Regions from separate parts of the Homo sapiens genome. Here region 1 is linked to region 2. Evidence: chromatin loops called from intact Hi-C (ENCODE). Cell type or tissue: HCT116. All regions are shown on one strand. Links, peaks and the distances in the headings refer to the core of each region. The heading gives the core; the rest is flanking DNA. Region 1 holds the start of LOC105378494 (a long non-coding RNA gene). Region 2 overlaps ABLIM1 (actin binding LIM protein 1).

Region 1 (12,692 bases), core at 2,480-10,479, 120 kb after region 2:
GGCTAGCCTCGGAGGCTGGGCCTGGCCTGTCCACTCACCCCCACCTGGGAGCCTTCTGCAGCATACTCTGGGGCAGGATGGTTAGAGCTGTGAGGATGCCTCGGGTCCTCTGAGCCACCCCTCATCAGCTCTTGTGTCTAGTCTAAGCCAGGTGTTGGCAAACTGTAGCTCACTGGCCAAATCTGATCTGTAACATCCTTTAGTAAATAGTGTTTTATTAGAACACAGCCAGCCTTATTTAGTTGTATTAGTCTGTGGACTTCTGAGCTACAGCAAGCAATAGAGTTGAATAGCTGAGATAAGACAGAGGTCCCGAGTGGCCACAAGTCCCTAAAATATTTACTTTTTGGCCCTTTCCTGAAAAGATTTGCGGCCCTCTGGACCTCTGGTCTGGTCAATCCTGCCAAGCCTGACTCGCTCACGCAGTCCCTTCCTCCAAACAGTCAAAGTTTTTCAGGTTTTGATGTTAAATCTCTTCTGGATCTTCATTTAATATTCACAGTCTTCCTGTAATCCCAGCACTTTGAGAGGCTGAGGCAGGCAGATCACCTGAGGTCAGGAGTTTGAGACCAGCCTGGCCAACATGGCGAAAACCACGTCTCTATTAAAAATACAAAAATTAGCCAAGCGTGGTGGTACGCAGCTACTCGGGAGGCTGAGGCAGGAGAATCACTTGAACCTGGGAGCTGAAAGTTGCAGTGAACTGAGATCACACCACTATACTCCAGCCTGGGCAACACAGTGAGACTCTGCCTAAAAAAAAAATATATATATATATATATATATATATAAATATATATAAAATTCACGGTCTTCACCATCATAATGATAATAATCAAAATAATAGTCCTTTCTCCTTAACCCTGTGAGATGAGGATCTGTCTCCTTGAAGCTCTGATAATAGGTCACTGTGTCTGTTTAATCATGTGACTCATCATTTAACCCAGCATTCTTGAGAGCTGGGACTCCACCCTATGGTCTCCTCTGTACCCACCCCCAGAGTACACTAGTTTATCCTCCACCAAACACATATACGCAAAACTTTTCTCCCTTTCTTATTTTTACATTTTATTTTTTAGATTAGTAAAAACTAATATGTATTGAATATTGAATAGTGATAGGCACACTTCAATCCTTACAGCAACCCCATGTGACAGATATTTCTATTCTCCCCTTCTTATGCCAAGTCCAGAGAGGTCAAGTGAATTGGTCGGAGTCACATAGCAAGGATGTCCCAGTGTCAGAATTCAAGCCTGGTTCTGGAGATCGGACTCCACTCCTGCCCTGCACTGTCTCTGCATAGTGAGCCATTTTCAGATTTTGCAGTGTCAACCTACAGGCAAAAAACGGAGACAAAATAAATATAAGTAGAGAGTTTATTCTGACCAAAATTTCAGGGCTGCAGCCCAAGAGCACAGATTCAAGTTACCCTGAATCCATGTTCCTATTGGCAGCAGTTACAAGTGGGTTTTCAAAGGAAAAAGAAGAGGCAGTTTTTAAGTTGTTTACCAATATTTTATATTAAAATACTGTAAGCTATCGATCAGCTAAACATTGTTCTTTGTATCATAAATTACAGGAACCTGAAGACAATGGATGAGGCAGCTAGTGAGGAGTAAAATGCCTTTAAACAGTTGCCCCCAGGAATGGGGAGGGGAGAAAACGGTGCCTGAAGCCCCATACTCCTGGGCTTGATACATTTTGCACACCTCGCGTAGCTCAAACTTCTCTGAGCTATTTTTCTTCTCAACAGAAGCTTAGGAGACACTCACAAAACACTGCCTGGCTCCACCCTAGACAGGACAGGAGGCCCCCAGGGACAGACCCTGTGGTGATGATGACCCATGGGGAGCTCCTGCAGAAGGGTTCACTCCTCCCTTTGTCCTGTTCGACTCTAGAGAATCCTGACCTTGGGCCAGATCTCGGGTGCCCAGAGCTTTTCTCCAGATGGGACCCACCTGACGGGAACGGAGTTTCTTGGAGGCTGGAGCTGGAGGCCCAGCCAGATCAGGCTGATGAGCCCTGGGACCCACTGGGGAGACCTTACTGCCACAGAGGCGAGAGGACCCTTTCCCTGTGGACCCTAGGGAGCCTGTTGTTAGTGGACCACAGGCAAGTCTGTCACTGTCTCAGCCTTTTCTCAGGCTGCTGGCTGACCAGGGGGACCAGGAAAGGCTGAGAGAGCAAAGATCTTGTACCAGGCTGGGGCTGGCAAAGAGGGAGGACCATACACTAGAAGTTACCAATGGCACGCTCATTGTCTGCTAGGGCCTGGCTGCCAGGCAGGAGCCTGGGCAGAGGTGTGCAACCTGGCTCCCTTCAGCAGTGCGTCTGTCAGCCCAGTACAGTGTCGGGTTTGCTTATGAAGTGACCAAATTCTTTGATTCCTTTCTTTGTAGGGGGTGCCACATGCCAGAGGAGGGCTGAAGGCTGTTCTGAGCCTGCCCTGTGCCTCATATCAGCTCTGTTGGTACAGGACCAGATCTGGTGCTGGACCCAGGCTGTGGCCTGGCCTCAGCCAACCCTCTGCGATGCCCCGACAGGGTCGATCCTCTTCGTCTCAGCTTTCAGGACAACACATTAACTGCCTGTCACATTAACTGCCCTCACTGCGCAACCTGCAGACCCTGGGACTGTGGAGGGGCCCCAGACAGTGATAACAATGGCCTCCTTGTATTTAATATGGGCCAGGCCCTGTGGAAACACTATCACGTTTTGTCTCATTGAATTTTCAAAACAACCCTAGTATTATTATTTTATAAAGAAGGAAAGCAAGGCTCAGAGAGGCTGTCACATACCCAAGGTTAAATCTATGAGGTCCTGAAGCCCGGATTGAAATCAAGTTACATGAACTCCAGGGTCTATATAAACAGACTGTAGAGTCCAAACCACACAGGACTGGGCTCTGGGGACCCTGGTATCCTCACCCTGGGGAAGCTGGAAGGGATACTCTTGCAGCCCAGGCTGAGGACTGTCCCACAGGGGCTAAGCACAGGCTGCCTGTCCTCCCACTGTCTCCTGGGCCAGGAGTAGGGGAGCTACCTCCATCCTGGGTCCCCCAAATCCATTTTTCATGGCAGGAGTTTCTGGATTCCTAGCATTACCCTCTCCCCCAAAGCACAGGGGTCCACCTGAGCTCAGGGCACTGCAGCGTCCTTCCATTGGCTGCTGCTTCCATCATCTCCCCCTACAACCTCCCCCACCTCACAGCCTGCCTGTGCTTTCACGTGGAGCCTCCTTGAAGGCCCAGGCCTTCCCTCTCACGCGGAGGGCGCAGCACAAGGACTTCTCAAAATCAAGAGTGGGAGGGAATACATTTCGAGCTCTGCCACTTCTGTTGTGAACTCATTATGCATATTCCCATGGAGTTTCATGATTCAGAAAGACACCACGGGCATGGTGGCTTGCGCCTGTAATCCCAACAATTTGGGAGGCCAAGGCGGGCAGTCAGTTGAGGTCAGGAGTTTGAGACCAGCCTGGCCAACATGATGAAACCCCATCTCTGCTAAAAATACAAAAATTAGCCGGGGGGGGGGGGGGGGTGGTGCACCCCTGTAATCCCAACTACTCGGGAAACTGTAGCAAGAGAATTGCTTGAACCTGGGAGGAAGAGGTTGCAGTGAGCCGAGATTGCACCATTGCACTCCAGCCTGGGTGACAGAATGAGACTCTGTCAGAAAAACAAAACAAAAGACACTGGAGACCCATGTTCAAGGGTGCTTACACATTCACGACCTGTCTGTCATAATAGTAATGCAACAAATTACCTCTTTTTCTCCCCCATGGTTGTTTATAAAGGTAGCTTATTGAAGCATAGCTTCATAGTCTAGTGCCTACTATGCAGGTGGAATAAGGGAGGAACACAATGATTTCACGTTCTGTGCTTCTGACACAGTTGCAGGTGTTTTTTATTCTCAAATTGCACACGTTCAACCTCATCCCACATAAGCTCAGGGTCATCTTTGAGGCTCGGCGCAAAGATCACATACCCTGGGCATCCTTCCTTTGTCCTAAATATTCCTCACACCCTCCTGTGGTTCTCACAGAACTTTGACCTTGTCCATTATAGCACTACTATATCACAATGCACTTGACCAGGAGCTGTTAAAAATCTACCAGCTACTCAAGCTTTTCTTAGGACTGACTCCTGAAATTTCGATGTGTCCCTCTCAGCTAGTACATGGAAGTCATCCAATATTTGCTGAATGAGTGATTGAACTATATTATGGTAAAAGTGTAGGATTTAGAAACCTGGTCCTCTTTCTCCCTGTGCTATTGATTAGCACTTGTCTTTTTAGAAAATATATTCTATTTAAAAGCCACAATAGCTATCCCAACAGCCGGGCACTCTCTGGACTGCTAAGTGCATGATATATCATGTACATAATGATATTTTGTGTGTGTGGTAGGGGGCTTGAGCCTCATTTTGCAGGGGAGAAAGCTGAGTCTTGGCAAGGTTAAACAACGTGCCCACAGCCCTTCCGTGGCTACAGACCAAACACTATGGACTGTGACTGATGGGATTCATGATACTGCATGTTCTCCCTCCCAACTTGCTTAAAGTTTAAAGTCCAGCTGGGCATTTTTGTCTTCTAGACTTCCACCCGAAGAGTTATTTCCAAGTTGCTCCCAGTGTACCATATCTGCAAACGTTTGTCTTATTTGTTCATACCACAGATTCCAGAACGGAAACAGCTTGCCATCCCAAAGACGGAGTCTCCAGAGGGCTACTATGAAGAGGCTGAGCCATATGACACATCCCTCAATGGTACATCCCAGCGGCTGGGGCTTGGGAGGGTGACTTACTGCTTCCTGCACAGATGTTGGTGCAGACTTACCTGGGGGTAACAGATACACTCATCCTGGGCTGGGTGACAGAGGGTAGTCTGGGCTGCTGTGACAGGAAAGCATGGTCCAAATTGAGAACTGGCCACAGAGCATTCAGCCTTTAGTGTGAATGGGGAGCCAAGACCCACAGCAGACCTAGCTGTCCTGCAAGGAGGAATGAGGGATGGTACACAACAAATAGATTGACTGCATCTGATGTTTTCTGTGGTTCCTGCCTGCAAGTTGTGAGATTTCAGCACAAAGGTGACAGAAGAGAGGAGTGTTGGCCAACAGGCCCAAGGCCCTGGTCAGCAATGGAAGTGGCGGTCAGGCTGAGTCTGAGCTCAGTTTCCATGTTCTTTCACTGGACTCATAGTTATGGTGCTCCCGCTGTGTCAGGGACAGGAGCCCAGTCATCCCAGCACTGACATTCCGTGAGAGAAAACAGACAACAAATAAACAGCATGTGTCGGTGGTGATAAGTGAGAGGATGGAAAACAGAACAGGAGCTGGGCTTCTGCAGGACAGGGGAGTTACTTTAGATAGGGAAGGCTTCTCTGATAGCATGACTTAAACAGATTCCTGAATGAAGTGGAGAGTGAGTCAGGCAGATACATTCAGGAAGAACTTTCCAGACAGAGAACATGGTATCTGCAAAAGCGTCAAGGCAGGAGAGCTCTGGGTGTGTCTGAGGAACAACAAGGAGGCCAGCATGGCAGGAGCAGGGGAGAATGAAAGGAGGTGGGGACGCAGATGGGGCTGCCAGCCACAGGAATGACTTTGGCCTAGTTCTGAATGAGGAAAGACTGCAAACCTCCAGAGGGTTACTTAGGGACTGACCTAACTTAGTGTATTACTCTGTGCTCATGCTGCTAATAAAGACACGCCCGAGACTAGGTAACTGATAAAGGAAAGAGGTTTAATGGACTCACAGTTCCACATGGTTGGAGAGGCCTCACAATCATGGTGGAAGACGAAGAGCAAAGACGTCTTACATGGCAGTAGCAAGAGAGAGCGTGTACAGGGAAACTCCCCTTTATAAAACCGTCAGATCTCGTGAGACTTATTCACTATCACGAGAACAGCATGGGAAAGACTCACCCCCATGATTCAATTACCTCCCACCAGGTCCCTCCCATGACACGTGAGAATTATGGGAGCTACAATTCAAGACGAGATTTGGGTGGAGACACAGCCAAACTATATCACTTAGGTATTGAAAAGATCGCCCTGGACACTGTGTGAGCGGCTCTGTAGGCAGGGCTCATGCTAACACCCTCTGTCCTTGGCTGATGGCTCTCAGCCTGAGGAAGTTGGATCAAAAGTGCTCTTGGTGTGGGGATTTGATCACACAGGAAGGCTTTGAGATTCAGAAAGAAGTGGTTGTGACCCTCGTCTCTGTGGCAGCTGGACTGTGGTCCTCCCCTTCTGTCCTCCTTCTCTTTCCTTCCTTTGTAGGTGAAAGGGCTTTCAAAGCATAAATCAATCAGCAGATATAAAAGGCTAGGGCCCCTGGGGCTGGGAATGAACTAGGCTGAGGAAGGTGTTGTTGGTTCCATAAAGAGCAGGACCAGGAATGAGATGGAACCAACCTAAGTGCCATCAACCAATGAGGGGGATAAAGAAAATGTGGTACATACACACCACAGAATACTACTCAGCCAGAAAAAGGTATAAAATAATGTTTTTTGCAGAAACTTGGATGGAGCTAGAGGCCATTATTCTAAGTGAAGTAACTCAGGATGAAAAACCAAATATCTTATGTTCTCACTTATAAGTGGGAGCTAAGCAATGAAGACCCAAAGGCATGAGTGATATAATGGACTTTGGGGACTAGCGGGGGAAGATTGGGAGTGGGGGTGAGGGATAAAAGACTACATATTCGGTACAGTGTACACCACTCGAATGACAGTGCACTATCTCAGAAATCATCATTAAAGAATGCATCCACCTGAACCCCAAAAACTATTGAAATAAAAATAAAAAGAACAGGACCAGGGATGAGATGGGACCGGTGACTGGGAGCGGGATGGGATTCCCCTGCCCTTCCTTCACACTTACCTGCCACCTCCTGCTGGGAACTCTGTGGGAAGTGAGCGCCTGTTTAGGCTGAGTCTATTCTAAGACGCTGGCTTTGTGGGCAGCCAGCACTTAGCATTGACCCACTGAGCATGCGAGGTGGTGCCAGCTCACCAGTCGGGCTGTGATTTCAGACCAAAGGCGAGGGTGCGGTGCTGCTGTCTGGATGCGCGTTGAAGGTGGAAACAGTGACTCACCGCAGTGAGCACTTCCCTGCTCCCAGGTGTGGCCGGGCCAGCAGGGGCCTGCCTGCCAGACGCACCAGGGGGCCGGTTTGTGGGTCAGACACTCCATCTCGACACAAACAAGTGGTCAGAAAGGCCAGCGCTTCTTGGTTTTGTCTCTCAACTGTGAGTTCATATTGGTCGTAGCCGGGACTAGGGGTCATCCCAAGGACAGCTTGAACTCACTGTGTGGAGTGGGTCAGGAAAGCTCCAAGATGGAGGAAAACCAGCTGCGAGGTGGGAGGGAACATAGCCCTGCCTGTCCTGCCAAGGAGAGGCCTGGGGATGACTTGGGGAGAAGCAGTCATGGTCAGCACAGAGGGAGGCCTTCACCTGCCTTACAAGCTGGCCTGACCTCAGGTCCTGCCTGGTCAAACAGTGTGACATGCAGGTTGTGACTGGAGGAATAGGCGTGGGGCCCCAGCCCCTTGCTATAGTTGGCGGCCATAGCGATTTGCTGACTTCTTGCAAAAGGCCAGTTGCTTGGATTCTTGACCTGCTCTATCAGCCCTATCCCCACACCGCTCCCCTGGGTCATGTCCCTCTCTCTGAGCACATGTGTAATAAGTGCCCTGCTGGCCTGTGCTAGGGATATCGGGGTCTGCCCTGCTTGCCAGAGATACCAGGTTCTTCACTGATGGTGTCTCACCCTGGGGTACTGCTAGCAGCTGTAACAAATAACCCAGCAGCTCCTGTTTATAGTAACACAATGCAAACCTGTTTCTCACTCGGGTATTTCAGTGTGGGGCATTACTCATCCTCATGTAGATTAGGTGCCCGGGCTCCTTCCATGTTTGTCTCGGCCACCCTCGAGGGACGCAAAATCCTCTGCAAAGAGAGAGCAGAGAACCCCTATCTGCTTCTTAACAGCACCAGCCGGAAGTCACGCACATCACTTCTGCCCACAGTCCCTTGGTGACAAGTAGTCACATGGTCATCTCTGGATGTGAAGGGGTCTGGATCTAGGAAATGATGTCCTTGGCTTAGCAGTGGCCTCACCCAACAGCCTACACCTCTGATGGGCAAGCACTAACCTCTGGTGGACTGGCAGCCGAGTTGCCACATCTGGGTCTCTCTCTTTGTGTCTCTGCACTTGGGCGTGCTCCTCTCTTCATTCTGTCTCTCTTCTCTTCCCTCTGTCTGTGCTCCTGGATGTTATGCAGGTCACTCTGGCGGATTTCTCCCCACTGGAGTCCCCAGATGGGTGCAGGTGCCCGAAGGAGTCATTTATGCCACGATCACCTTGGGTACTGCTTACTCCCCGAGCTGGAATGCCAGTGATTCTTGCCTGCTGCCTGTCTCTCAAAGATGTGTGCATGTCCCGAGGGTGGCCACTGTCTTCTTCCTGTCCTCGTGCATGAGTCTTGCACTTGCATGCCACGTGCGATCTTCCAGAGGAGCAACCTACTTGGCTTTCCACAGCCCCCACCCCCCACCCATGTGGTATCAAAACACATGGCTAAAAGACCCACAGTGTGCATGGCTGTTCTGCCCTCAGTTCCACAGGACACAGTGAGGTAGAGTCTACCTAGGGATGGCAGATGGGGATGGCATTATCTCAGCATCCTGCCTCTCATTCCTGTTCACCCTGCCCCTCCTAGAAGCCAAGTATCTGTTTTAAGAATATCATACTGTTTTTGTTTTGTTTTGTTTTTGGGACAGAGTCTGGCTCTGTCACCCAGGCTGAAGTGCAGTGGCATGATCTTGGCTCACTGCAACCTTCACCTCCCAGGTTCAAGGGATTCTCCTGTCTCCGCCTCCCAAGTAGCTGGGATTACAGGCACGCATCACCATGACCGGCTAATTTTTGTATCTTTAGTAGAAACGGGGTTTTGTCATATTGGCCAGACTGGTTTGAAACTCCTGGCCTCAAGTGATCTGCCCTCCTCAGCCTTCCAAAGTACTGGAATTACAGGCATGAGCCACCATGCCTGGCCAAGAATATGCAATGTTTGTGGTGTGCTGTGATCCCTTTTAGGGGTAAAAACAATTATTAATATATTTGCTCTAAATTTCCTCCAAGATACTCCAGGAGTATGATTTGTTGTTCTTTTTTTTTTCTTTTTTTTAGACAGAGTCTCACCCTGCCGCCAGGCTGGAGTGCAGTGGCGCGATCTCAGCTCACCGCAATCTCCACTTCCTGGTTCAAATGATTCTCCTGCCTCAGCCTCCTGAGTAGCTGGGATTATAGGCGTCCATCACCATGCCCGGCTAATTTTTTTTTGTATTTTTAGAAAAGACAGGGTTTCACCATGTTGGCCAGGCTGGTCTCAAACTCCTGACCTCAAGTGATCCACCCGCCTTGGCCTCCCAAATTGCTGGGATTACAGGTGTGAGCCACCATGCCCAGCCTCTTTTTTTTCTCAATGTTTTTTCTTTCATACCTAGTCCTGTTGATGATTTGCCGTTCTTAGTTTCCTAATACCCCCATGGAGGAGGATGGGCAGATGTTAGAATTCTTCATGAAACATGTGGGGCAACCCCAGAAGCACAGAACAGTGGAGACTTACCCAAATTCTTCACAGTAAACTCTGTAGCCTCCTCCATTAATTTTTGTTACTGAAGGAAGTATCCCAATGACAGTATATCATTTTTTAAATGTCGCTTATTATACAGATAATGCAATACTGGCAATAAGGAAAAACATTTTTAAATCACCCTGATCCTACTACCCATCAAATCAACTATTTTGAGCTTTTTCTATGTTGCTTGCAGTGCTGATCTGTTTGCATGTATAGTTCTAACTGTGCTTTCTCCCTTATCATACCTTAGGGAGTTTATCCAGCTGCACACTAGTTTTCAGAGTTTTAAATGATTACAGTTGCATGGACATGACTAAGTGGGTAAAATCATGCTTTACTTACCCAGTCCCCTTCTGCTGACTGCTAAACAGCATTTGAATGAATATCCTAATGCATGTAACATTCTTTCCCACTCCCGCCCTTTTTTTTGAGACTGTCTCACTCTGTTGCGCAGGCTGGAGTGCCAGTGGCACGATCTCAGTTCATTGTAACCTTCGCCTCCTGGGCTCAAGCCATCCTCCCACCTCAGCCTCCCAAGTAGCTGGGACTACAGGTGCATACCACCATGCCCAGCTAATTTTTGTATTTTTTTTAGAGATGGGGTTCTGCCATGCTGCCCAGGCTGGTCTTGAACTCCTGAGCTCAAGTGATCCACCTGCCTTGGCCTCCCAGAATGCCAGAATTACAGGTGTGAGCCACCACGCCTGGCCCCTTCTCTTTTTAAAAAACTAGTTTCCTAGGATAAAATACCAGGACTGGGATTATTGGATCAAAGAGTATGGGTGTTTTTTATGGCTCTTGAAACAGGCTGCCAGACTGCTTTCTGAGAAGCCTGTGTTAATTTACGTTGTCACCTATAACGTAAGAGTTCAGGGTTCCATCCTGGGTAATACTGCTATTTTCAGTCTTATTTAATAGGTATAAATTATACACTTTTATATTAAGCCATTAAGAGAAGTAGTGTCACATGGCTTTTAAAGAAAATTGATACTAAAATGTTTAAAATGTTGTTTTTAGAAATATTAAAACACATTTTCACTGGCACTGTTGCTAGAATAACTATTGCAGAGGCCTCATCCCATTTTTCTATATTCTGTTTCAAATGTGCTTCTTAGTAAAATCAAACGTGCTTCTTAGTAAAATCGACAACATTTTATCTAGCTATACAGATAGGAGAAAGGGCTTCTGGATTCTTCTGCCAAGACTTACGGGTCTATGGGCTGGTCCTCTTCTGAAGGGTGTCATGGGAATGAAGGCAGAGTGTCATTCAGCCTGACTCAAGGGGACAGAACAAGGACTGCCATGCGGAAGTCAGGGAAATAGATGCTGAGTCCATTTCCTAACTGACAGGGCTGCCGGGAATGGGAGTATCCAGGGATCAGGAGATAGTGAGCCCTCCGTGGGAAATTTGGGCAGAGCATCAAGGTTATGATAGACAGGATTCCTGTGCCAGGGGTTGGACTGAAATCCTGAGGTTCCCTTTCCTCCATGTCCTGCTTTTCAGGGATAGATGGATGGATGAATAGAGAGAGAGATAGATCAATCAATCGATGGACAGATGAACTGATTGATTTTTCTTCACATGGTTTTTGTTTTGTCCTTGAATAGAGCAGTAGGACTTGGGAACAGAATAGCTCTTGCAGGGTGGTGGGGGCAGAAACTAGAAACTGAGGCAGTTGGGGTATGCGTAGAATCGTGCATGATTTGTGCTCTGATGAGTTTTAGGATTCTTTCAAAACAAAAGAGGAAGGGTTTAAGTTAGACACTAGTAAAAGGAGCTACATTTGTGCCAGGAGGTATTAGGCAGGGAGGGAGAGCAAGCAGTGTCTGTGGAGGGTATGAGTGGAGGTTTGAAGAAGGGCTATGACTGGGAGAGGGTATTTGGGAGTAAGAAGGTGGCCCCTTTCCCCAGAAAGTGTTTCCTGCTGTGGTTTATTTGGACTTTTATTTCTGAGGAGCCACAGCCCCTTCCCCAGATCTAGGACTGAGCCAGGCCCAGCCAGGCCAGCGGCCATCAGAGGCCTGCCTCACATACAGCTCAGGTGGAGCACGGATGGCGTTCTCTTCCTCCTGAGCCCTTGGAATGCCAGAGGCCAGGCCTGGGAGAACCTGGCAACATCCCACCCCACGCCTTTCATCTTTCATTTGAGGAATTAGAGGCCCCGAGTAGGAGAACTGGCCTTGTCAAGAGCAAACAGTTGGTCTGTGGGGCAGTGTCTTCTCAGGGTTTCTGTGGAGTTGGGAGTGACAGGATTTGAGGAAGAAAAGGGAGAGACTTTGGTTTTCAGTTATTTGTGTTTTGTGGCCACAGGCAGCATCCAAGAAGCCTTGCTGAGGGGTTTGGGGGCAGGAAAGCCAGCCCTGGGATCTGGCTGCTGGCTGTGGGGCTGCTTTGAGGGCAGGGAGAGTCGGGGGCTGTGGTCTGGCTGCTGCTGCTCCTGCCTGCTGCCCTCCCCAGCGATGCTGCTTCAGGACTGTCCCCTGCCCCATGGGGCCCTGACCGAGCTGGTCTTCCTTGCAGAGGACGGAGAGGCTGTGAGCAGCTCCTACGAGTCCTACGATGAAGAGGACGGCAGCAAGGGCAAGTCGGCCCCTTACCAGTGGCCCTCGCCGGAGGCCGGCATCGAGCTGATGCGTGACGCCCGCATCTGCGCCTTCCTGTGGCGCAAGAAGTGGCTGGGACAGTGGGCCAAGCAGCTCTGTGTCATCAAGGACAACAGGCTTCTGGTCAGTCTGCCTTACGTCGTCTTGTCCCCCGACTCCTCTCCTTGGGGAAGGGGCAGGGACAGGGAAGGAGGGACAGGATGGTCCCTGACCTCAGAGGTTTCGAGCTTGTTTATGTCAGGAGATTTTAACTTCTCCCTAATCTGAAATTGTATACAGGATTTTGTGTGTATGGATGAATGTACTTTTTCTGAACCAGAAAGGTCTAGTAGTTTCATCAAGTTCTCAAAGGGGGTTGTGACTACCACCGCCTCCCCCATCCCCATCCCATCCTCCTCTTTGTGAGACAGATACATCTTTCTGTCCCCTGGTCCTT
Region 2 (12,383 bases), core at 4,384-12,383:
CATTTTTGTTTTCTCTTGTATTGTTTACTTAAAAGTGTTAAAGACCGTTGCTGACCTTGCCAGCCTAACAAACTGAACACAGATGGACTAGCCCGTTAAGATTCCCTTGTCTTGGGGCTGATGTGAGAAGTTGTCTTTGCTGTGGAATTAGGACCTGACATGAAACGCAGATCTAGTGGCAGAGAGGAAGATGATGAGGAACTTCTGAGACGTCGGCAGCTTCAAGAAGAGCAATTAATGAAGGTTTGTCCTTAAACTACCTTGCTGCTGTCTTCAATGCTAGTTACATAAGATCTATATTTTTTGAATGACTACTATGTATAAACCATCTAGATAGGCAAGAGGTGGTCCCAGTCTTCAAGGGGCTTGAAATCTGGCAGGCAAGGCAAGACAGGTGTCTGTTAATAGTAACTAGAATATGGCAGAATACCTGCTGGGCTCTAGAGGAGATGGCATTGGTGCTGGAGGTCAGAGGGGTGTGGAAGGTTTGGGTTGTTGTGGGAAGGAAAGAGAGACCACATGGGGGCATGTGTGCAGTGCATGTGTTGAAAGGCTGCTGGAGGGCCAGGCAGAGCAAGGTGGTATCCACCCAGGTAGTGCCACACCTTCCTTCCCTCATGCAGTTCTGCTGAAGGAATGACTGTGGGATTGAACATTTCTCCAAGTCTTTTCCCAGGATGTGGGCCAGGAGAAAAGGAATGAAAGGAATGGCCACCATGAAGGGGTCCTCTTCATACCCTCCTTCCTGTAGCAAGGGCCTGCAGCAGCCCAGAAGGACAGTCTGTTATCAGTCAAGAGGCTGCTGAATCCTTTCAAATGATGTTTTCTAAGCATATAGGAAATGCACGTGATATTAGTCAAAGGATACAAAGTTGCATTTATAGTATGATCTCAGTTTTATATGTGTGTATACAAAAATACTAGATAGATATAAATCAAAAGATAGTGTTATTTCTGAGTGACATATTATGGGTTACTCTTCTTTTCTTCTAGATTTTCCAAAATCTGTAAAATTAGCATGTATTACCTTTATTTCTTGTTTTTAAACAAATCAAGGCAATTTCTTTTTAAAGGATACCAGCCCCAGTCTTCCCTTCCCACATCAAAAATCCACACACACTCACACATGCCTTCTGAGGTCTCCTGGCTCTTTAGGGAAAGCAGAGGAAGGAAAACGTTCTTCTAACACAGAGCCTGACTTAGGGAAATGGAGCTTTGAAACTGAAAGGGCTAAGAGGGTTTAGGGTCCCAAACTTGACCTACCTCTTCAGGAACTACCAGGCTCTGGGGCCACATGCATTCAGGCCCTCCAGCAAGAGAAACTTCTTGTGGGATCTGCTACAAAGAAACTGCAGCTCCATGAAAGTAATTGCAAGCTTTGCTTTCTTTTTTTTTTTTTTTTCCTTTTTTCTGTGAATAGCTTAACTCAGGCCTGGGACAGTTGATCTTGAAAGAAGAGATGGAGAAAGAGAGCCGGGAAAGGTCATCTCTGTTAGCCAGTCGCTACGATTCTCCCATCAACTCAGGTAAGCAGCAAACCCCCAACCTTCCCTGATTCGAGAGCCAGCCACCTGCTTGTAAGGCACCTGCCTTGACTGTTCACTTGTGGTGGAACCTACAGAGTATTCCACGGGAAAGGAAGTGTGGGAAACCCACTCCATGTCAAATGAGCTCATAAGCATGTCATGGGTCTTCCATAAATGTGTGTTTCCTTTCTTCTGGAAATGGGTGAACCCTTGGAGGTTCTCAAAATCCATGAAGGCCAATCCCCATATACTAGGTTTGTCTTCTAGAACACTCATCTCCAAGGGAAGCAGCAAAAGGAAATCCTCTAAAAAACATGATGCTTTTCTTCTTCTTCTTTTTTTTTTTTTTTTTTTTTAGATAACATGAATAAGACATTTTCTAAGCATTATGATTTTACATTAATATCTTCAATAGAGGCCGGGTGCGGTGGCTCATGCCTGTAATCCCAGCACTTTGGGAGGCCAAGGCAGGCGGATCACCTGAGGTCAGGAGTTTGAGACCAGCCTGGTCAACGTGGCGAAACCCCATCTATACTAAAAATACAGACATTAGCCAGGCGTGGTGGTGGGCTCCTGTAATCCCAGCTACTCGGGAGGCTGAGGCAGGAGAATCACTTGAACCTGGGAGGTGGAGGTTGCAGTGAGCTGAGATCACACCATTGCACTCCAGCCTGGGCGACAAGAGTGAAACTCCATCTCAAAAAAAAAAAGAAAAAAAATCTTCAATACAAGAACTGAGGATGAACAGTGTTTTTGATACTTTTGAAGAAGATGACTTATACACTGGGCTGAAATAGCCTATCAGTGTATTTTCCCCTGTATCTATTTGTCATAAGCCAATTCTCTCTTAAACCACAAGATTTCTTCTCTCATATTCTGAGCTAGAGCATAATTTTCTCCTCTAAGAGTTCCTTTAAAAATGCATTTAGTGGGGAGACCAAGGCGGGCAGATCACAAGGTCAGGAGATCGAGACCATCCTGGCTAACACAGTGAAACCCCGTCTCTACTAAAAAATACAAAAATCAGCCAGGTGTGGTGGCGGGCTCCTGCAGTCCCGGCTACTCGGGAGGCTGAGGCAGGAGAATGGCGTGAACCCAGAAAGCTGAGCTTACATTGAGCCAAGATTGCGCCACTGCACTCCAGCCTGGGTGAGAGTGAGACTCTGTCTCAAAAAAAAAAAATGCATTTAATGTTCACTCCATGCAAGCATTTTTGCTAAACATTTTATTTAATGTTCACAACATGCCAGTGAAGTAGATGTGGTTGTTATTAGCAACTGCAGCATTTTCATCTCTATTTTAGAAATCAGGAGGCTGGTATAGAAATTGAGTTAACATACCCAGCGTGATACGCCAATAACTAGCAAGACTAGGATTTAGAAGTCCACATATTATAACCCCGGAGCCCACACCCTTACCTGGAATTCCCGCTACCCTTCATAGATGCCTCACTGGCATTGATCTTGGATTCGGTGGTTTACAAATCTTTAGAGTTCCTTGGAATTCTGAGATTCTGCTCTATAAGAATGTATAACATTGTACCTGCATAGATGAAGAAATGAGGACTTCAGAAAGATTAAACACCATGTCCGGAGATACAGAGGTATTAAGTTGCAGAACCAGAATTCAAGCCCAGGGCTGCTCCCTCTCAAGCCCAGCAGCTTATCAGGCTTCCATATCATTGACAGATACCCTGTATCAGGCCTCCCAGGAGGCCAGCTGTAGATGGCTGGTAGATCTTGATAACATACAGGGTTGGCTTCCAGTTCAGTTACTGCTGCCTTATCAACTGGGGCATGGGCTAATGTATTCAGATATCCCTGATTTACATCCTTGCTCAGCTGTTTAGAAGCTTAGTAACTGTTGGCAGGATATTTTTCTTAGCCCCTATTTCTCCTTCTGTAATATGGAACTAATAATCATAGTGTTATTAGGGTTATATTGAAGATTCAAAGAAATAAAGCATGCTGAACACTTAGCTCCATGCCAGAGCTATAGGAAGCACAGCCAGCTTCAGCCCCCACTCAACCGCGTGGACTTGACTTTCCCTTCCCTCCTCAGTCATATCACTGTCCACCCACTCCTTGCAAATATGATGGCATATTTTTGAACATTTGAGCCCAATATGATTTGAATTTTTTTGGTATTTCTATCCTGTGAGGTAGAAGATACTGCCAATTTCATTAAAGGATTGGACCTTCTGATTTCCTAACAATTGGTTTTTTACTTTTTTCTTACTCAGCTTCACATATTCCATCATCTAAAACTGCATCTCTCCCTGGCTATGGAAGAAATGGGCTTCACCGGGTAAGATTTCTCCCCGATTCATTGTTTCTGCCTTTACTCCCACCTCGGCCCTGGTTGAAGTATTGACACATTGCCTGAATACGTCTGACTCTTGATCTCAGTGTTGGAACATAATGAAAATTTTAACCTCCCTGGTTGCCTAGTAAATTAATTTGAGTTACAGGCAAAATAAAATGTTTCTATTGAGAGAAGAAGAAATTAACTTTAGATAAAAGAATGGCTTGTGTATGATTATGGGAAAACTAAATTGCAAAACTGTATGGCAAATATTTTTTACAATGAAACAAAAAGTAATTACTTGAACCATTATCTTTGCTGTAAAAAGATATAAGAATGTGTGTTATAACCATCCTCCTCACAAAAGATGGAACAAATACAATTATGTAACTATGTAGGACAATGCATTTTTATTTATCAGCAAGAGATCCCTGCTTACCAAGAGCCTGCTGAGTGGTGGCATTAGTACACTAAAAAAGACAAAGAGATGGCATAGCAGTAGAAGAATCATAGGGAAAAAAAAAATGAAGGTCTGACATTTAGCTTGGGAAGAATTCCTAGGATTTTGTAAACTCTTTCTTCCTTTTCACCTGACTCCAAAACGATCACTATGGAGATTTCCTAATAATTGTTTTTCCTCATTTCAGCCTGTTTCTACCGACTTCGCTCAGTATAACAGCTATGGGGATGTCAGCGGGGGAGTGCGAGGTGAGGCTCCCATGGCCAGGCTGAGCATGGCCACGTCTTCCCTCGAGGCTGAGGTTCATGAGAGTCAAGTATACTGGCTGTGTTCATGCTGTATTGTATCCTTAGAGTAGGATCACATCTGTCTTCTGTGAGCTAATAGGGCAATTATTTACAAAATTTCAAAGAATATCTAATGAAATCAAACTGTAAGAAGTGAGTTTGTGAGAATTTATTCATTGCTCATACTATGTGCTGAGCACTCTATCAGATACCTAGAGGCCAGGCATGGTGGCTCATGCCTGCAATCCCAACACTTTGGGAGGCTGAGGCGGAAGGATTACTTGAAGCCAGGAGTTCTAGACTAGGTTGGGCAACAAAGTGGGCCTGTCTCTACCAACAACAACAAAAACAACAACAACAAATTATAATAATTAGCTGGTGGCACATGCCTGTAGTCCCAGCTACTTGGGAGGCTGAGGCAGGAGAATTGCTTAAGCCCAGGAGTTCAAGGCTGCAGTGAGCTATGTTCATGCCACTGCACTCCAGCCTGGGTGACGGAGCAAGACTGTCTCTTAAAAAAAAAAAAAGTAACTGGAGGTACAACAATAAGTGAGACATGGCCCCTGCCCTCAAAATGCATATGGCAGAAAGAAGGTCTGTGTGATGAACATTGGGATCAGAGATGCAGAGAAGGAAGCAGTAAGTACCTTTAGGTTGTCAGCGAAAGCTTCCAGGGGAAAATGTTTTAACTGTTAACTAACACTGGACCAGGCATTTCTTGGCTTCAGGGAGGCTGATGGGATAACATGTGCAGAGTCTGGGAGCAGAAAAAGAACATGGTTTATAGGGCGAATATGTTGGGAATTTCAATATAATATAGTCTGTGAATGGTTCCTTGCTTTTCCATGGTCTTTCCCTTATGATATTTTCTTTTCCTTTCCTTTTCAGATTACCAGGTATGGAACACTTTGTCTTTCTTGAATTGGCCACACCGATAGAACAGCCATGTTCCAACCCAGACTGCTGGCTCCAAGGCAACAGTTTCTGTTGAGAAGATGCTTGTTGTGGTTGATCTCTCTAGTCATTACTCTATAGCCGTGAAGAGCAGACATGCCTGGTGCCTGGGTCAAGCTGTCCCTGCAGGCCTTGGGGACACTGCATGAACCAGGCCAGGTGTAGGGGGTCTCTCTTGCTTTGGCCTTGGAGAGTCCTCTCTGGGGTGGAAGTGGACCAGCATCAAGGGTCTGCTCATATACAGTTTTTCTTCTTTTAATTATAATCTCTCAGTACTTTAGGCCACCCTTTTCCTGCGCGTTCTCAAATGAAAAGACACTGATGTCTTAGCCAATAGGAGAGAGCAGTTTGCCCTCATGACATTCCTTTCTCACTAGAACCTCAATCTTGTTAAAAAAAGAAAGAAAGAAATGTGATGGAGAATAAGAAAAGAAGAAAAATGCATAGAAAATCATGATTAAAGATAAGAAACTAACAATAATAGACTTGGGCATCTTTTAAATGTACTATATGCTTTCATTCATGGAGCCTAATTCAGGAATTTGTCCATAACCATCAAGCCAAGATCTCTCCCCAACTTGATTGCAAAAGAGCTGTATTCCTGTTCCTATACAGCAAGGATCTCATTTTGAAAAATACATGGTCATTTAGATGACACAAATAAAATAGTGGTTAGGATTGGAGACCCAACAGGGAATTGGGAGCCCAAGAGTACTCCCTTCAGTTTCCTAGACTATTTCATGCCTCACCTGGAACTGGCATTTCTGTTGCAGACACTCCCAGATGGCCACATGCCTGCAATGAGAATGGACCGAGGAGTGTCTATGCCCAACATGTTGGAACCAAAGGCAAGTGCAGCTGTTCTTTTTCCTCTCATATGGGAATGGCGTAACCCTAAACAGATTTGATGTTCTATCTTTTCATCATTCTCAAAGTGTTGTAGGCTGGTGTGTTCAGGTGAGCCATGTCATGAATATGCACCTTGCCATTCTGCTGTTTTGCCCACATCAGGTCAGCAGGTTAAACCCTTACTGGGCATGATGCTGTGTGTTTACAGTGAGGTGCCAGTCCCTCTCTGCCTATGACCAAGGTATTCCCTTGGCCTCTGCCATGTGCATTACAGAGCATATCCGGTGCTGAGTGGAGTGGCTGCAGACTCACCATGTAGGTGAGGCAACCCTGTTTCACCATTGAAAGCCCTGCATTTCAAGAACCTCAGTCCTGGGTACACTGGGGTGACTGGCCACCCTAGCTCCAGAGCACCCTGTACCTTCAGAGTTGTCCAAGGGCTCATGCTCCCTGGTGACCATAACCAGGGCTTATTTCAATATGGCAGTTGCCAGAGCACTGCTTCTGGGCCTGCCTGGCCCCATAGATTCATGAGCTAGTCATGGGACAAGATTGTTAACCCCAGCACAAATGCACCCTGCCCTATAACAGCATCCTATAAAAGGTAACACATTGGCTGGGCACAGTGGCTTACGCCTGTAATCCAAGCACTTTGGAAGGCCAAGGCGGGTAGATGGCTTGAGTTCAGGAATTTAAGACCAGCCTGAGCAACATGGCAAAATCCCATCTCTACTAAAACTTAAAAAAAATTGCTTGGCATGACGACATGTGCCTATAGTCCCAGCTACTCGGGAGGGTAAGATAGGAGGGTCACCTGGGCCTGATAGGTTGAGGCTACAGTGAGCTGTGATCACACCACTGCATCCAGCCTGGGCAACAGAGCAAGCCCTGTCTACAAACAAAAAAAGAAAAACAAAAACAAAAAACACGTGCCTGTAATTTCCATTATCTTCTAATGTTTACCTTCATCCCAATACATAGTAAGTTAGTGTTCTGCCACTCAACAAAGCCCCCCTAAGGCTCAGTGCTACCTGAGACACTGGTGGAAAGTTGAGAATGTCTAAGATTCTGTCCCTGTCCCCTGGAAACTGGAGCTTCCACTGGCCTTGCAGAAGGAAGACCCATCACTCGAATTCTGTCATGACAGTCTCTTGGAAGCTCTATCTTGGGAGTACTAGCGTTTAGGTGGATTCTGCTTGTTAATAAAATGGACTGTGGTGTTCTAGAAGAGGTGTTTTCTTTCTTCTCAGATATTTCCATATGAAATGCTCATGGTGACCAACAGAGGGCGAAACAAAATCCTCAGAGAGGTGGACAGAACCAGGCTGGAGGTAAAACAAAACCGAAAAATCCAGTCCCAACTGCAGATCCCTATGCACTCCCCCAACTCTCCCCTAAGCAATGTTTTATTTCTTCAGTGAAAACAAAAAAAAATTATAAAGATCACCCTCATGTCATAGGTAGAACTAAGAAATAACTTTGGAGAAAAAAAATATCCAGGTTTTCACTTAGATCAGCATAAAAATGCCTGGTAATATCCAGAAGAATGACCCAGGAGGTGGGCATGGTGGCTCACGCCCATAATCCCAACACTTTAGGAGGCCGAGGTAGGCAGATCACTTGAGGTCAGGAGTTCAAGACCAGCCTGGCCAACACGGTGAAACCCTGTCTCTACTAAAAATACAAAAATTCACGGGGCATGGTGGCAGGTGCCTGTAGTCCCAGCTACTTGGGAGGCTGAGGCAGGAGAATCGCTTGAATCCAGGAGGTGGAGGTTGCAATGAGCCAAGATCACACCACTGTACTCCAGCTTGGGCAACAGAGCCTGACTCCGTCTAAAAAAAAAAAAAAAAGAAAGAAAGAAAAAGAAAAAAAGAATGACCCAGGAGACACAGAATGATTTCAGTCATTTTCTTTGAAACTTGATGTTGCCATAATTATGGCTGGTAATTCAGAATGGGAGTCGCTATTTCTCTTGAGATAGTCTCAGATCCTTATCTTCCCCTGAGCTGGGGTTGAGTTCATGGGAGGCTGTGGGAGCGGCAAAGGCTCTCAGGAGAGACATTTATACTGATTTATACTGGACAAGTTTCTTTCTTGGCTGTTTCCACATTCCTTGTTGAAGGGTTATCTGGGTACATGTACCCAAGATCTCCTTAGACATGGAAGACTAATTTTTGTATTATAGTTTTCCATCCCAATGATTTTAATTAAGAAAAACCCTGGCTGCCAGTCTCCGAAAGAATGCTTACTTTTTCCTGACAAAAGGCAGTACCTTGGCGTAGAGGTACAGAGAATAAAGGCTGCAGGATCTTGGGGGAACTTTTCTAGGGGGGAATGACTGATGGGAAGTCTTCTCAGTAGAACAGACATCCACCTTACCCCCTATTCCTCAGCCAGGAGGAAGCCCTGGGGCTCCCCAGGGACCACGCTGGAGGTCATTTTCTTTGGCTTTCTATTGCGATAGTCCATTTTCCCTGCATCTTCTCAACGTTCCAAGGACCTGGGATGGAGTTGTCTCCAATGTAATAAATCACCTCTCTGTGTCCCATCACCAGTCAGTGTTATTATTATAATCCCCATTAATACTCTGCCAGCTCTTTTATCTGATGGGAAGGGCTCCTCACCTGGCCCAACCAGGTAAGGGATACTGATGTCACAAGCATTAAAGATGGGCTCCTCTCCCGTCCTCCTGCCTTGTTCTTCAGAATGACTCTGTATAAACTATAGAGCAACGCTCAAGGCCATTTGTGTGGCCATCAGGACTGACAGCAGCTCTTTTTTTTTTTTCTTCTTCCCAGCGCCACTTAGCCCCTGAAGTGTTTCGGGAAATCTTTGGAATGTCCATACAGGAGTTTGACAGGTTACCTCTTTGGAGACGCAACGACATGAAGAAAAAAGCAAAACTCTTCTAAGTCCCACTCGTGAATGGCAATTAGAGAAAGGACTGACAGTGGCGGTGCCCCATAGGATGTCATATTGAGGCCCAAACTTGATTGGAGAATTTGCAAACTACCGTCGCTCAGCAACACCAAAAAGAGAAAGTCTGGTTAAAACACCATGAGTCAAATGTCGGGCCAGCCAACAGTAACACTTGCCAAGAAGCATGGCGTAGAAATTTCTATGTTCCGAAACACAGAGTAGTGTCCACATGTGAGCTTTTCACATTACCTTATGTATACAACAGGAGCTGCGTTGTTTTCTTCTTTTTCTTTTCCTTTATCTGTTGTCCAACAACAGTGCTGACTGTCCGGATAAGAGCTGGCAAGTGCCCTTAGGATGCCGCATGGGAAAAATCGGTTATCATAATTTCAAAGTATAAATATATTTATTAAGTAGCGCTGCGGCTAAGAAGGAAGAGTGAGGGGTCTGTCCATGGGGTGGCAGTGATTTCACACCCGCCTTTCTTGAATGGCTTCGTGTTACTCAGCCGTGCCCTGGCAGGAATGGAACTCCATCAGGGAACAGGGCAGCTCTGTTTGAATGGGGTGAAAAACAGCAAAATTAATTCTTAGCAAGCTCCTTGTTCTCTACTGTTCACCGGGACCTGGCTGGCAAATGACTTAGCTATTAGTATATTTAAAAACTGTTCAAAAGCAAAAGAGAAGGAACAGGAATGAAAGGAAACCTTCCCTTAACTCTTTCTGCTTCCCATAGCAGGTCTGGTTCCTGCTCCCCGCCTAGGACAGGAGCTGTCTGGAGCTCCACCTTTGCAAAGAAAGGAAAAACACAAATTGCCCCCAGATTGGCCCAGTGGCATGCCATTAGGTGATTTTGCATAGGGGCCATATCATTCATGGCCAAAAAAAACCAAAAAGCAAAAAACAAAAACAAGTCCCATGTCCTACTGACTCTAGTTCTTCCAGTCGTTATCCTCTGCTGTCTCTCTGGCATCCTATGAATCAGATCAAGCCCATGCTGTTGTTGGTTTTTAAGGTTTCTTTCAATAATAGGCTAAGGAAAGACATGTTTTTCTCTTTTAAATCTCTGCAACTCCAAAGTAGACTCCTTCGAACGTATTTAATTTGGCCTTTTCAGCTTTCTTCTTGCCCAGCTCTGTCGAATTCATGGGTGTGTGTGCACATGTTGGTTTCACTCACCCAGAGTAATTTTGTGAGCATGCATGTGCTTTTTAATTTCTGCTTGAATGTTTGTCCTGCTGTGTTGCAGCTTCTAAAGACATTGTCACCGAGTGTGTGTGACTCAAAGATCAAGAGTGAGGCTAAACTGCGACCCCAACATCACTTCCTTCATGGAAAGGTGTTGGCGCTGATGTAGCTCATGGAAGGATCAGACTGGGAACCACAGAGGAAGGATGAGGTGGGATGTGGAGGTCAGAGCATCTCACGAGAGTCCCTCAGGCTCTGCAACACTAGATTCGAATATGAGCCTAGGGTTTCCCCAACACGTGCGTGCATATGAAACCACATCATGATTCCCGACGTGAGTTAGATGAGGGAGAGTTTGTGTAACTCCACACCCAGGAGGGTAAGCCACTTTATTATCATGCTTTGGGGCTGTGCTTAAGAATTTAAGCTCTGTTTTAAAGCCGAAGAAGAAAACATTTGAATTTACCTTCATATGCCACTAAGAACAAAAGCTCTGAAGTTCTTCCTGCTGGCACCAAATATTAGGATTACAAGCTGTCTCTCTGACACCAGTGGTAAAAAAGCAAGTAGAATAGTTTCTGAGTCTGTGTTGCAGCCTCTGACACGTGGCTCACCGCTGTCATTTGGGGGATGGAATGAACAGTCACTGTTCTATAGCATCCTCCTGTGCTCTTACCTAAGGAATCTAAATTGTCCTAGCCTTCCATTGCTATGCACTGAATGAGGACTACTCTCGTGTGTGTGTGTGTGTGTGTGTGTGTGTGTGTGTGTGTGTGTGTGTGTGTTGGATCTACTAACATGTTTAGCAAATGGCTCTGACAGGGTGGCCATGAGCAGATGAGACCAGCTCTTGCTTGGTTGGAAGCCACACTGCAGTTTGCAGTTTAGCCTTTGGTGTCTCAGTGGCTTCTTGCTTATTCCATGCTTTTTCTATCCCATCCTCTCTCTGTGCCCTCCTGCAATGGCAGCCTTGGCACAATGCCTGGGTGTCCTCATCCTTGCTTTACTCTGGAAAGTGTGGGGATGGAGAGGATGGTGCATTTCCAGTGCTTCCTTACCTGTCAATAACAATGGTGGCCACCTGGGTCCCAGCACTTGGCTGGTGGAGAGATTTTTTTCATTATGGAGCTAATAAAGGGTCCCTACGTTTTACATTGATTAATGAATTATCACCCAGACATGTGCAGATGAAATGTCAATATAAGAAAAATCAAGGTATTTGGGAAACATGGGCATAATCAGGTAGTTTTGCTAAAATTCCTCTTCCTTGGTCTACATAAAGAAGACATGGGTCTGTCATAGAATGGGGACATTAGACTGAAAACTGGGACAACCCCCTTCCTTATTTTATAGAGACTAGGAGTTAAGGGGCCTGCCTAAGATTGCAGTGATAAAGAACTGAACCCTAAATCAGCTCCCACTAATGAAACCCTGCTTTCCTTGTATCTTTTAAACTCAGTTCTGCATCCAACTTGAGAAGAAAAAAAGCTTCTTTCCATATCAAGTACCATATGAGTTCATTTAAACTGCACCTTGCAGAAATGCATTGCCAGAAAGCACCAGTAGCCTCCTATCTGCAAGCAGAGTAGTGCTCTGCTCTGGGGAGGGGTCATTGGAAACCATAATGCAGAGTGGGCCCCCTACTCCATTTCCCAGCAAAAGGCTCCAGCTGGAGGGATGGGTTGTGGGGCAACCTGGTTCCTGCTAACTGCCAGATTGAATGTGTGGGCTAGAATGCCTGCACATTTAGTTAAACTGGGCTCAGCATGCTTGTCCTCAAAATGTCCATCCTGGTCACAGCACACAAGATGGCTATTGGTCTGCTTTTACCCTACCCTGTACTATACATGAAAATTCCAGTTATTAACACACTCAAACTGGTGGAGCTTGTTCA

Evidence for each region. Peaks named below come from ENCODE experiments on the same cell type or tissue, not always from the same donor. Only the 100,000 strongest peaks of a DNase experiment are listed, where the experiment ranks them.
Region 1: it touches region 2 in a loop (2.5-fold over the local background); 2 of 110 quality-filtered maps call a loop at or near these places.

What each region holds. Positions count from the first base shown.
Region 1 is chr10:114,315,247-114,327,938 of GRCh38, reverse strand. It overlaps AFAP1L2 (actin filament associated protein 1 like 2), which reads left to right. Exons shown (of 19, transcript NM_001001936.3): 5 at 4,678-4,768; 6 at 12,174-12,379. It overlaps LOC105378494 (a long non-coding RNA gene), which reads right to left and starts at 6,933. Exons shown (of 3, transcript XR_946334.3): 1 at 6,889-6,933; 2 at 4,839-4,992; 3 at 1,048-1,333. RefSeq lists enhancers at 6,606-7,307, 6,718-7,917. In HCT116, for the core only: no CTCF peak of the experiment used is centred there; a DNase peak (open chromatin) is centred at 7,058; H3K4me3 peaks cover 652 bases; H3K27me3 peaks cover 6,607 bases.
Region 2 is chr10:114,433,172-114,445,554 of GRCh38, reverse strand. ABLIM1 (actin binding LIM protein 1) reads left to right here. Exons shown (of 23, transcript NM_002313.7): 16 at 152-243; 17 at 1,421-1,526; 18 at 3,769-3,833; 19 at 4,478-4,538; 20 at 5,466-5,473; 21 at 6,305-6,379; 22 at 7,631-7,711; 23 at 9,182-12,383. The coding sequence ends at 9,295. Among named protein-coding and RNA genes, the nearest start is that of AFAP1L2, 35 kb to the right of the region's middle. In HCT116, for the core only: CTCF peaks have their summits at 7,471 and 7,670 (motif pointing right); a DNase peak (open chromatin) is centred at 7,695.